Linked DNA regions of Homo sapiens: all the other regions are linked to region 2. A link is a loop called in an ENCODE intact Hi-C map of the cell type or tissue named here. Cell type or tissue: GM12878. All regions are shown on one strand.

Evidence for each region. Peaks named below come from ENCODE experiments on the same cell type or tissue, not always from the same donor. Only the 100,000 strongest peaks of a DNase experiment are listed, where the experiment ranks them.
Region 1: it touches region 2 in a loop (3-fold over the local background); 1 of 110 quality-filtered maps calls a loop at or near these places.
Region 3: it touches region 2 in a loop (2.9-fold over the local background); 1 of 110 quality-filtered maps calls a loop at or near these places.

What each region holds. Positions count from the first base shown.
Region 1 is chr14:71,616,849-71,620,848 of GRCh38, forward strand. It overlaps SIPA1L1 (signal induced proliferation associated 1 like 1), which reads left to right. Exons shown (of 24, transcript NM_001386936.1): 6 at 1,909-2,039. Among named protein-coding and RNA genes, the nearest start is that of SNORD56B, 220 kb to the left of the region's middle. In GM12878, no CTCF peak of the experiment used is centred here; a DNase peak (open chromatin) is centred at 2,050; H3K4me3 peaks cover 365 bases; H3K27ac peaks cover 2,294 bases.
Region 2 is chr14:71,495,944-71,499,943 of GRCh38, forward strand. The region is part of intron 2 of SIPA1L1 (signal induced proliferation associated 1 like 1); the gene reads left to right. Among named protein-coding and RNA genes, the nearest start is that of SNORD56B, 100 kb to the left of the region's middle. In GM12878, no CTCF peak of the experiment used is centred here; a DNase peak (open chromatin) is centred at 1,998; H3K4me3 peaks cover 665 bases; H3K27ac peaks cover 4,000 bases.
Region 3 is chr14:71,402,324-71,406,323 of GRCh38, forward strand. All of the region lies in intron 2 of SIPA1L1 (signal induced proliferation associated 1 like 1), which reads left to right. Among named protein-coding and RNA genes, the nearest start is that of SNORD56B, 6.0 kb to the left of the region's middle. In GM12878, a CTCF peak has its summit at 1,585; a DNase peak (open chromatin) is centred at 1,528.

The DNA of each region.
Region 1 (4,000 bases), 120 kb after region 2:
TTGGTGATGAATTTATAGTGGCCCTATATCTGGGAATTTCTCCAGCAGCAGAGAACTGCCATGCCACCTGCCCATTGTGAGATATGTGGGGTGTACTTGAGGGGTTCCTAGAAGTTGGTTTTTATTAGAGTCCATGAAGTACGAGGACCAGGTAATGAGTGTGACTCACACTCTGATGCATCTACTGTTGATCTGTGCTGCAGCGGTACAATATCCTCTGAGGGTATCAAAGCATGTTAAGCTCTTTGCTCCTTCAGTAAATGGCCCCAGACTGCTGTCTTGTTTCTCTTTAAGTTCTTGTCTGCCTTTTTGTACTATTTCTGTCTCCTCCCTTTCTGTTTTCTTCCTTGTTGTCAGTTGTTCTATCACATTGCTGTCTGCATGCAAGTCTGTATCAGCCCTACACCCTGGACTTTGTCAACACCTGGAATTATCACACCTCTGAAATAAAGCTGTGAGCTTGAAGACCAGACAACCAAGCTTATTAGAATTGTGTGCAAAGTAAGAGTAAATAATCTGAGTGTGTTTCTCATGTGCTGTGCTTTGAGGATATGCATAAGTGTCTGTACATGAATTTTGTGACATTTAGTGGGTTATTTCTTATATATGAGATGTTTGTTGCTTGTATTCCCATTGTGTTTTTCTTCTTTTGAATTTCCATGGCTTATGATAATAGTCTTAGAGAGCCCTCAACATTTATGATTGTAGCTTTTGTAATTGTGCTTTAGTACCTGCAAAGTATTTTCATATGCATTACTTAAATTTTAAACTACATGATTCGATATTTATGCTATTTTTTCTTATTATTCTCATGGATTTTCAAATACTTATATTTTGTATGGAAATAACATGTATTTTCAAATGTGTATGCATTTTGTGTGATAATGAGATATTATGTCACAATCCAGTCATTTAGCCGTGTCAGATATAAATGAAATACAATAATGTATAAATGAAATACAGTAATGTAAAGTAAGCATTTTGGAGGTTTGAAAAACAAATTATCTGTTCCAGTTTTTCATATATTTTCATGTTTTGTGGACTTCCTCATCTGTGAACATCTCATGTATGTATCAACAGTTTAAATTTTTAAAAGATGTATATGCACAGTAAATATCACTTTTCAACATTTTCTATAAATTAACTTAATTTTGATCCCTATCTTTCTTTTTGCAAGAGAAAGGTAAATTCAGCGCCAGTCCTTTGGAGGCTTGTGCTAAGGTTTGGGGCCTTAGGCAAAAGGCCAGAACATTGAAGAGAGGCCCTAGGCTCATCGGTCACCTGGACACACAAGTTACATTAGCCCTGCACTGTGGGATACCGTGCTATGGCCCAGAGCCCTGGGTCCTGCCTCCCTGGGGCACTGTGAAGCTCTTTCCTCTGAGCTCCTACTCCACCATACACAGGCCACCTGGGAGCAGAGTGCTGCCCAGAGACTCGCAGCACACATCTCTCTCTCCAATCCAGGGACATCTTTTTTAATCTGGTGGAATCCCCCTTTCTTCAAACTCTGTTCTCAATATGTTTAGAATGTTTTTGAAAAACAAAAACTAAAAAGCCCTGGCACAAGCCTTCTCTTAGGCAAGGAAGTGTGCACAAATGTAGCCTATTTAAATGGTGGGAGATAGGGAGAAAATACAAATTTATTTTGAGAAATAGTAGAGTAGTAATCTGTAGAGTAGTAAAAAACTCAACAGGCCACCCGTGTTCAGTGTTATCTTCTCTGGAACTAAACCTGTGTAGCCAAGTCTTTGTTTTTATAACTAACTGAAGAATATTAATATTTGTTAAATGTTTACATTTTATTGATAAAATTTCTGAGTGACAACCTTAAATACTGAGCAGAATGTAACATTTTCAAAGTGTTAGGTAGATTTTCTAACTTTGTTTTGTCTTATTTTACCTAAGAACACTGGAACTATTTTGGGGCTGATGAGAATCTTGGTCCAGTGGCTGTGAGCATTCGAAGGGAAAAACCAGATGAAATGAAAGAAAATGGATCTCCGTACAACTACCGAATAATTTTTAGAACTAGTGAGGTAAGTCGCAAATGAGAGAGGTTTGAGGTTTAACTGAAATGGGGAAGAAAGCAAATAGTAGCAGTAGCAAAGCAATTAAATTTAATAGCACATGGTTACAGCTGTCTTTGGAGTAAGCAAAGTCCCCTTTCATTTATTCTGGTGGAGATCGAGGTGGACAAGATGGTTAGATCTGGACCTCTTCTTTTCATCAGACTCTGAATAGATGCAGTCTATGAATGAGGAGTTTTGATTCAGAGAAAGATATGTCCATTAAGTGTGGCCCAAGGAAATTGGAGCCCTCAGATCCCCACTGGGATATTGTGTATCCTGCTTAGGGCTACTGGAAAGCGCCAAGCCAACTTGAGGAGCCAGGATATTAGATATAAGAGAAGGCCACTGAAGACTTAATTCACTCTTCCAAGCTCTTGCTGAGCTCATGTCTTCGCCCAAGAAGAAGGAGGGAAAGAGATTCTTGACTTCTTCCACTATCTTTGGGACCCATTGTCTGAGACCTAGAAGGTACATTCTTTGAACCAGGGGCTATCTAATTGTAAGTGAAACAGGCTGTTAGAGCTCTTTAGGAATCTAAATATACACAATGTATGAGTTTTTTATTTTAAAATGAAGTTTGGGCTAAAAAAAAAAGACATGGAAAAATAAAAAGAACCCACACAGCATTTTTTTTTTAAAACACCTATGAACAAGTTTGGGACTATGAGGTTCTCCTTTTTCTTTGTAAACTTGTATAATTGGGCCACTTATCGATTTATTGCCTCTCAGTTGCTAATTCACTTTAGGATTTTTGTTATGCATTAATACTTAATACCCTTGAGTCATCTAGAAAATAATGGTTTTGAAACTAGTTTAAATAGGGCATTTGGCTTCATTTCCCCCATTGAATGCAAAGCAAGTTTCCGGGGTTGGCATCATTTAGTAATAGTTCCTAAGCCTGAACTCCGGGGAAATTAAATATAGGACTTTTAAAGACAAGACTTAAATATCTAATGTGTTGTCTACACTGGCCAGAGAGAAATGAACTAACATACTCTCATGTGCTTTTTCTCCATGGCAAAGCTAATCATTAAGTGGTGTAAATTATTTTTTTGAGCACAAAGGCACGAAGAACGTCATGTTCTGTGTTTTGGACTTGTATGCAGGTAGTTGCTCCTCTCTAGCTTCCCAGATCCTAACAGTTTAGTTTGTTTGTTTGTTTGTTTTTGAGACAGAGTTTCACTCGTTACCCAGGCTAGAGTGCAATGGCGCGATCTTGGCTCACCGCAACCTTTGTCTCCTGGGTTCAAGTGATTCTCCTGCCTCAGCCTCCCGAGTAGCTGGGATTACAGGCATGCGCCACCATGCCCAGCTAATTTTGTATTTTTAGTAGAGACGAGGTTTCTCCATGTTGGTCTGGCTGGTCTCGAACTCCCGACCTCAGGTGATCCACCCGCCTCGGCCTCCCAAAGTGCTGGGATTACAGGCGTGAGCCACCACACCTGGCCGTTCCTACCAGTTTTTAGTGATACTCTCTTATCTTACTTCCAAGTATTTTTGTCTTTCGCATTCTCTTCTTTTTCCCTTCCCAAGGCCACTCTGATTTAAATACCCATCATATTCTTCCTTTTCTGTGTTGTTTTTTTGTCCACCTAAATTCATTTCCTTATCACTTGTTCATCCTATCCTTCATGCCAGAGGTTAAAGTTTCCTATGATTCTTTCTGAGTCAGATCCTGTCACTGGTTTCCATGAGCTTCCCTTCTCAGCAGATCCTGTCACTGGTTTCCACGAGCTTCCCTTCTCAGCATGTCTTGCAGGCTCTCCACATCTGATCCCAGCCCCTGTCTCCTACCTATCTGTCCTAAATTCTGCTCTGGTCTGTGAACCACACCAACTCTTACCTTTCCCACCTCTTTTCTTTCTGCTTTACTCCCTTGACCCGAAATGTTCTACTTGAATTCTGTAGTCATAAGATTCTCTTCTTCT
Region 2 (4,000 bases):
TTTAATGGCATGTGCCTGTGGTCCCATCTACTTGGGAGGCTGAGTTGGGAGGATTGCTTGAGACTGCTGTAGTTAGCCATGATCTTGCTGCTGCACTCTAGCCTGCAAGATCCTGTCTTAAAAAAAAAGAAAAAAAAAAAAAAAGCTATAAAATTGTCTTTAGCCACAGCTTTAGCTGCATCCCATAAATTTTGACATGTTGTATTTTTGTTTTTATTCAGTTTAAGGTATTTTAAAATTTTGAGCTGGGTGTGGTGGCATATGCCTGTGGTCCCAGCTACTCAAGAAGCTGAAGCAGGAGGATCACTTGCACCAAGGAGTTCAAGGCCAGTCTGGGCAACATAGCGAGGCTCCATGTCTAAAAATAAAAATTGTATTAATGATGATAATAAATATATTTCTTAATTTTGCTTGTGATTTTTTTTTTCTTTGACCCATGGGTTGTTTGGATGTTATTGTTTGATTTTCAAGTATTTGGAGATTTCTCAAATTTCTTTTGATTGTAGATTTTAATTCTTTGTGATCAGCAAACATATTTTATATTATTTCAATCCTTCTAAATTTGAGACTTGTTTTGTGACATTGCAAATGGTCTAACCTGGACCTTAAAAAGAATGTGTATTCTGCTGTTGTTGGATGAAGTTTTCTATAGATGTCAGTTAAGTCAGTATGGTTAATTATACTGTCTAGTGTTTATACCCTTGCTGATGTTTTGTCTGGTTATTCTGTCAATTATTTAGAGTGGAGTTTTGAAGTCTTCAATTATTAATGAATTGTCTCTCTCAGTTCTGTTTCATTTGTTTTGGTGCTCTGTTGTTAGGTTGCATGTAGGTTTTTAATTATTATATTTCACTGATGACCCTTTTATCATTATAAATTGTCCCTCTTTTTCTCCAGTAATGTTTTTATCTTAAACTAAAAAGAGAATCCTTTAAAAATGATCCTGGGCTGGGCGCGGTGGCTCACGCCTGTAATCCCAGCACTTTGGGAGGCCGAGGCAGGAGGATCATGAGGTCAGGGGATTGAGACCATCCTGGCCAACATGGTGAAACCCCACCTCTACTAAAATACAGAAATTAGCTGGGCATGGTGGCGCGTGTCTGTAATCCCAGCTACTCAGGAGGCTGAGGCAGGAGAATCACTTGAACCCAGGAGGCAGAGGTTGCAGTGAGCTGAGATCACGCCACTGCACTCCAGCCTGGGCAACAAGAGCAAAACTCCATCTCAAAAAACAAACAAACAAAAAAACAAAAAAAAAGATCCTACAGTTTTATTTATTTTTATTACAATGGGGTCTTGCTATATTGCCCAGGCTGGTCTTGAACTCCTAGACTCAAGGGATCGTTCTTCCTTGGCCTCCCAGAATGCTGGGGATTACAGATGTGAGCCACCACACCTGGCCCATACCGTTCTAAATGATCATACACATATACAATCCCAGGAATTTAAATACATGTATGGATTTTTGTGACTTTCATTATAATAAAGATTCAGAAGAGTTTTGTAACCCCCTAAAACTCCCTCATGCTACCCCTTTATAGTCACCTCTTTGCCTACCTATAATCTCTGGCAACCACTGATCTGCCATCCATTCCTGTAGTTTTTTCTTTTAAAGAATGTCACTTAACTTAATAAATTGGGATGTTATATAAGTGGAGCCATACAGTATATAATCTTCCAAGACTAGCTGCTTTCACTAAGCTTGCCTTTGAGATTCATCCAAGCTGTTGCATGTATCAGTAGTTGCTTTTTATTTCAGGATATTCCATTGTGTGGATATACCAATTTGCTTATACAATCACCTGTTGAAGGACACTTGAGTTGTTGCCAGTTTTGAGTGATTGTGAATAGAGCTGCTATGAACATTTGTGTCCAGATTTTTCTGTTAATGTAAGCTTTCATTTCTCTAGGATAGATGCCCAGGTGCATGATTTCTGAGTCATAGGGTAAGTGCTTTATGAGAAACTGCCAAACCACTTTCACGAGTGACTGTATCATTTTTCGTTCTCACCAGCAATGTTGGAGAGTTCTCATTTCCCATTCTTGCCACTACATGGTATTGCCAGCATTTTAAATTTTGGCCATTTTAATAGGTGTGAGTGGGATCTTCTTATGACTTTAATTTGCATCTCCCTAATGGCTAATGGTGGTTTCAGACATCTTTCATGTATTTGCTATCTTTGTACCTCTTTGGTGGAGTGTCCTCTTTAAGCTTTAAATTTGCTATGTTAACCTTTTCTGAGAAATCTTATTTTAGGTACACTTAAAAATACAATCTTTTCTTGATAACAAAGTCATTGTATGAACTGTAATTTTCATATGGGTTTGAAATTACAGGGAAGCTAGCAATGACTATTGAGTGGTGTAAGGCTGCTTATGTCTCTTTCAGGCATTCCTTTTCTGCTGTTAGCATGCCTGATTCTGGCAGTGCTTCCACTTCCATTCGGTTTTTGGTTTACTGCTTTTATGAAATGATCATGAATAAGGCTATAAGAATCATGTTTGAAAAAAAATAGTGAAGTGCTTCTCAGTAAATTCCCCAAGAGCTCTTCTCTAAGGAAAGTACATAAACTCTGTAACATCTGTTTTAGTGCTCCTCCAAACTGGGGGCCCTGAAATTCATCTGAGGAGTCTGTGAGTGTGAATCTGTGTGTGCAGTGAGCATTGTCTATGAGCTGAATAAACAGTATTCCATGCAGTACATATTCTACTATTTTCAGAATTATATGGATGCTGTTGAACAATCTTGAGTTTGGGTAGTTTTTGTTTTTTCTTTATGTAATTTGCCTACCAACTCTTTTGCTGCTTTTTCTAGTCCGTGATGTGGTGAGTAGAATTTTTCAGATGGAGCTTTCTTGATAAGTGAGGTATTACTGTTTGTGACTAGTCAGGACAGGATGAAGTAGGCTTTTTGTTTGTGCTGTTTAACCATAGGTTATCAAATGTTCTTTACAAGGCTTATATTAATTTATTAATTTTTGATGATGTAGTATTGCATACTTTTGCTGAAAAGCATTTTGGGAAAATTAGGATACTTCAGATTCTTCAAATGATAGGGTTTATATGATTTGTCATTAACACTAATCTAACAAGTGACAAGAAAAAGTATATTCCTCAAGTTGTTATTGCATAAAAGAAACATTTAAATCATGGTTTGCAGGGTTGATTCTTTCCCACATTCATCAAGTCATTTTGATGCTTTTATTATAAATAAAACTTGATTAGTAGATTGTTAGTTTAATCAAAGATTATAAAAATAGAAAAGGAGGTGGCACGTGCCTGTAGCTACCTGGTAGGGTGAGGTGGGAGGATCACCTGAGCCTGCGGAGGTTGAGGCTGTAGTGGGCTATGATCGTGTCACTGCATTCCAGCCTGGATGACACAGTGAGACCCTGTCTCAAAAATATGTATATATCTATACAGAGAGAGAAAAGGAAACTCTTCCTATGTATGTAATTTATATAAGCACAACATCTGCTTGCGTATTGTTGACCAGATTTTTTCTCAAGTTTTTAAAGTACTTTGCTGCTTTGCATGCCTCATCCTGTCAAGCAAGTTCTTGTTTAAGGAATATGTAATTGTATCATAATATGGTAATTTGTTATGCAAATATCATATCTTAAATTATCAATCTAACAGCTTTATTTTCCTCAGTTATTTTTGGTTCTCATTTCAGGATGTGAAATAGGATAGCAATAGAAATTAGCAAAAGGAAAAAAAAGGTGATTGATGTGCTAAATAATCATTGCCCTAATTTTAGTAATGAGATATTCAGGGGTGTAATTTGTTTTGGGGGGCTTTTTTGATTTGTTTTGTTTCACATTACTTAGATTCTCAGTTTCTTCATGATATTAAAGCAAAACCTGTCTTTAAGAGCCACTGTGCAAAATTGTTTGAATGAGAATAGAAATTTAAAATCGTTTAATTGAGAAGGAGGTCATTGATATGTGTCCCACCAGAAACCAGAGATTCAGTTCCTAACCATTTTTCACTAAAATAA
Region 3 (4,000 bases), 94 kb before region 2:
ACCACTTCTTAATTTATCTTGGGTAAATTTTTTTTTTTTTTTTGAGACAAGGTTTCTCTCTGTCTCCCAGGCTGGAGTGCAGTGGTGCAACCTCAGCTCTCTGTAACCTCCGCCTCCCGGGTTCAAGTGATTCTCTTGCCTCAGCCTCCTGAGTAGGTGGGATTACAGGTGTGAACCATCACACCTGACCAATTTTTGTATTTTTAGTAGAGATAGGGTTTCACCATATTGGCCAGGCTGGTCTTGAATTCTTGGCCTTATGTGATCTGCCCGCCTTGGCCTCTCAAAGTGCTGGGATTACAGGCATGAGTCACTGTTCCTGGCCTTGGGTAAGATTTAAAACTTCACTGATTATTATACTCCTTCCTAAAATAGAGATAATGCCCATGTCCTAGGATTGTTGTATTGGTTATGTGATGTAAAGAATATGTGCCTGGCATATTGGAGACACTATCATTATTATTTATAAGGGAAATTACTTAATTGGAAGACAATTAGATATTTGGTATTTAAAATTAATATCAAGGAGGAAGTTTCTAGATGTCCTAGATTTTATTTTTACTATTATAATAGTATTTGTGGTTATTGAGGACTGTGTGAACAGTTTTATAACTGCCGCTGTCCCCCTCTCCCTCCACATTTGGAATAGGTAGCCATCTTTAAAATAACATGTAAAGATGCACGTTTTTGAGAGACCTTCACATGAATAATGAAAAGCTTCTGAATATAATTATATATATTGAAATATGTGCCCCTATTAATGCCACTTATATGTTCATTGTAGATCATCTGTCTCCATTCTTCTTAAACTGGGTATCTTTCATAGCAGTGCCAAACAGACTTTTCATGTACTTCTCTGCCTCAATATTTTCTTTTTGAGTTTAAGTTTTAGAAGTACCAATTCATATTCCTTCTTTTTGCTAGCACAGTGTACCTATTAGTTATTTACATATATGTATAATGAGTTTGAAAAATGTTACATAAAAAGAATCTTGGCCTGGCGCGGTGGCTCACGCCTGTAATCCCAGCACTTTGGGAGGCCAAGGCAGGTGGATCATGAGGTCGGGAGTTTAAGACCAACCTGGCTAAGATGTTGAAACCCCGTCTCTACTAAAAATACAAAAAAATTAGCTGGGCGTGGTGGCAGGCACCTGTAATCCCAGCTACTCAGGAGGCTGAGGCAGGAGAATCGCTTGAACCCAGGTGGCAGAGGTTGCAGTAAGCCAAGATTGCACCACTGCACTGCAGCCTAGGTGACAGGCTGAGACTCTGTCTCAAAAAAAAAAAAAAAAAAAAAAAAATCTTAATCATATTGTTTTCACATTCTACTTTTTTAAAATGGCTATCCTTTTTATCAATTTATACTTCAGTGTTAGATCATAGAAGCAGTACCCTTCAAAATTAAATTCTGAGTAATTTTATTGTGAGGTTATAGTAAATGAGCTTGTGGATGGGTGAGCTCAAGCCAGCTGTGCAGCTTGTCTGAGTTGATGGTCTGGTTTGTAGTCTGGTTGCCAGTCCCAGTCTTCTGCTAACACTTCAGTATGATCACTGTATTTCCTCCTGTAGGCCACCTGGTGCCTTGCCTCTGAAACTACTATTTTATATCTATTGTAGGATGAAGCTTACTTTCCCTTGACTGCACACACACACACATACCCACCCACCCACCCACCCACATCACAGTGAAGAGACTGTTTTGGTTTCAGTTAAAGTCAGTAAATTAATACTTAAAATTTATAGTTTCATGACTTTTGCCAGAAAGCTAAAAATTCTGTTTTGAAGGTTGGCACTCAGGGGTGTAACTATAGTCAACTTTTTGTAAATTTGCATTGGATTGGCTTGCTTAAAAATAACTTTGGTAACCAAAAAGCATTCTTTTAGTATTTTAGGATCAAGATCAGGTAAAGGCAACTCACTTTTATCTGAAAATTTTAAAAGCATGTCTAGGCCAGGTGCCGTGGCTCCTACCTGTAATCCCAGCACTTTGTGGGCAGATCATCTGAGGTCAGGAGCTCGAGACCAACCTGGCCAACATGGTGAAACCCTGTCTCTACTAAAAATACAAAAATTAGCTGGACTTGATGGCAGGCGCCTGTAATCCCAGCTACTCAGGAGGCTGAGGTAGGAGAATCGCTTGAACCCAGGAGGTGGAGGTTGCAGTGAGAAGAGATTGCACCACCGCACTGCACTCCAGCCTGGGCTACAGAGCCCAAGGTTCTAGGGGGAAGAACCATTTTTCCCCTTCAAGTTTATTAAAGGACAAGGTGTTTTCTGATTTCACTTAAGTTATACATTTTTATTGTAAGTTTCAGTACTAGGACCAGCCTAACAGTAGGCATGTATTAACTATTAATTTGTTACAGGCCTTGAATTACATTTAGCATTGCAAGGCCGTCCATTTAAATTCTGTTATTTGATCCTAACAATAATTTTGTGAGTTAGGTAGGAAAGAATTTCATTTTACAAAGAACTTAGTAGAATTCCTTGGGCACCATTAAATGATGATTCTGGGGTTTGAATTTAGGACGTCTAGCTCCAATTCCATACTTCTTGTGCAGTGTCATGCTGCTTTCCCATACCGATCTGCAAATGTTTTGGTTCTTGGTATTGTAATAGTTCATTCATTCAACAGAGTTTTTAATGAATGTACAATTTTAAGCTCTAGGCATTTAAGGATGAATAAAAAGACAAGGTTTCCACCTTGAGGAAGACTCAGTAAATAACAAGTATCAAAAGTAATTATTGTGCCTATGGTAACAATGATTGGTACATAGTAGGTGCTCAGTAAATGCTTATTGCACAAATGAATGAGTGAGCAAAGTGGTAAAAAGGTAATAACAAGTGAGGATAGCTGCTTAAGTAGATAGATTGACCAGGAAAGGTCCTTCTGAGGAAGTGACACCTAAGCTAGGCAAAGAGCATTTTTCACAAAAGGACCAGTGCAGGCTGAGGACCTGAGGCAGGAAAGAACTTGGCTCATTGGAAGGCATCAAAGATGGCCAGTGGAGCTAAAGTGAGTATGCTGGGGAGACAGAGGTTCCAGATGAAATTGAAGAGAAATAACTAATCATGTAGGTCCTTATAGACCATAGCAAGAAACTTGGCTCCTACTCTAATGTTGGGGGACAGTTCTCCACTTGTCTCTTGTGTTTGTACATTGACTGTCTTTCTTCTGGATGATCTTTTCAAGGATGATTTGTATAGTGAATGGCCTTGGAAGAGAAAGAGAATGCCCCTTCTGGGGTAAAGGCCAGGCAAGCTTACTGCCCATTACAAAATATTTCAGTTCACTAAGCTCGGAGTTACTCTACTGTGACACAACCTGCTGTTGTGCTGAGGTCATCTTGTTCTCTTTGTGTCACCTGGTGGGAATTGAGGCTTAAGGGACTAGCACCAAAAAATACTGATACTTTGGCTACTGCTACTGCTGTAATGATGTCTTTTATCTCTGACCCTGGCATCTCATGTCTTCCACAGGCATCTATATAGCTGTGTGGCAGGCTAACTTGTTATCTCACATGTAGGGCAGAATTTTTACATTCTTCACATTTCTTGATATCTGAGGCCATGGGAACACGTTAGAGGCTTTTAAGCAGGGGAATAGTAAGATGTAGTTTACTAACCTTTTAACAAGTCAGTCTGACTACTCTGTGGAAAATGATCATGGGCAGAAAGAAGATTAATGAGGAATCTGGGGTAGCGTCTCGTCGAGAGATAACAATGGCTTCAACCAATGTGAAGACAGTGGAGATGGAGAGAAGTAAAGGAGTTAAGATGGTCTTTGGGAGGTAGAATTTATAGATCTTCACAGAATGGATGTGGGGTGTGAAAGAAGAATGTAAATGAATTGTAGGTTTTTGGCTTGAGCAACTGGGAAGATGAACTTCTGCTGAGATGGAGAAGCCTCAAAAATGAAGATAACTAACCTATAAAAATTTCTGATATGCTGTATATATTGCAAGGTTATAATGATTATATGGGTGCCACTGACATCTTG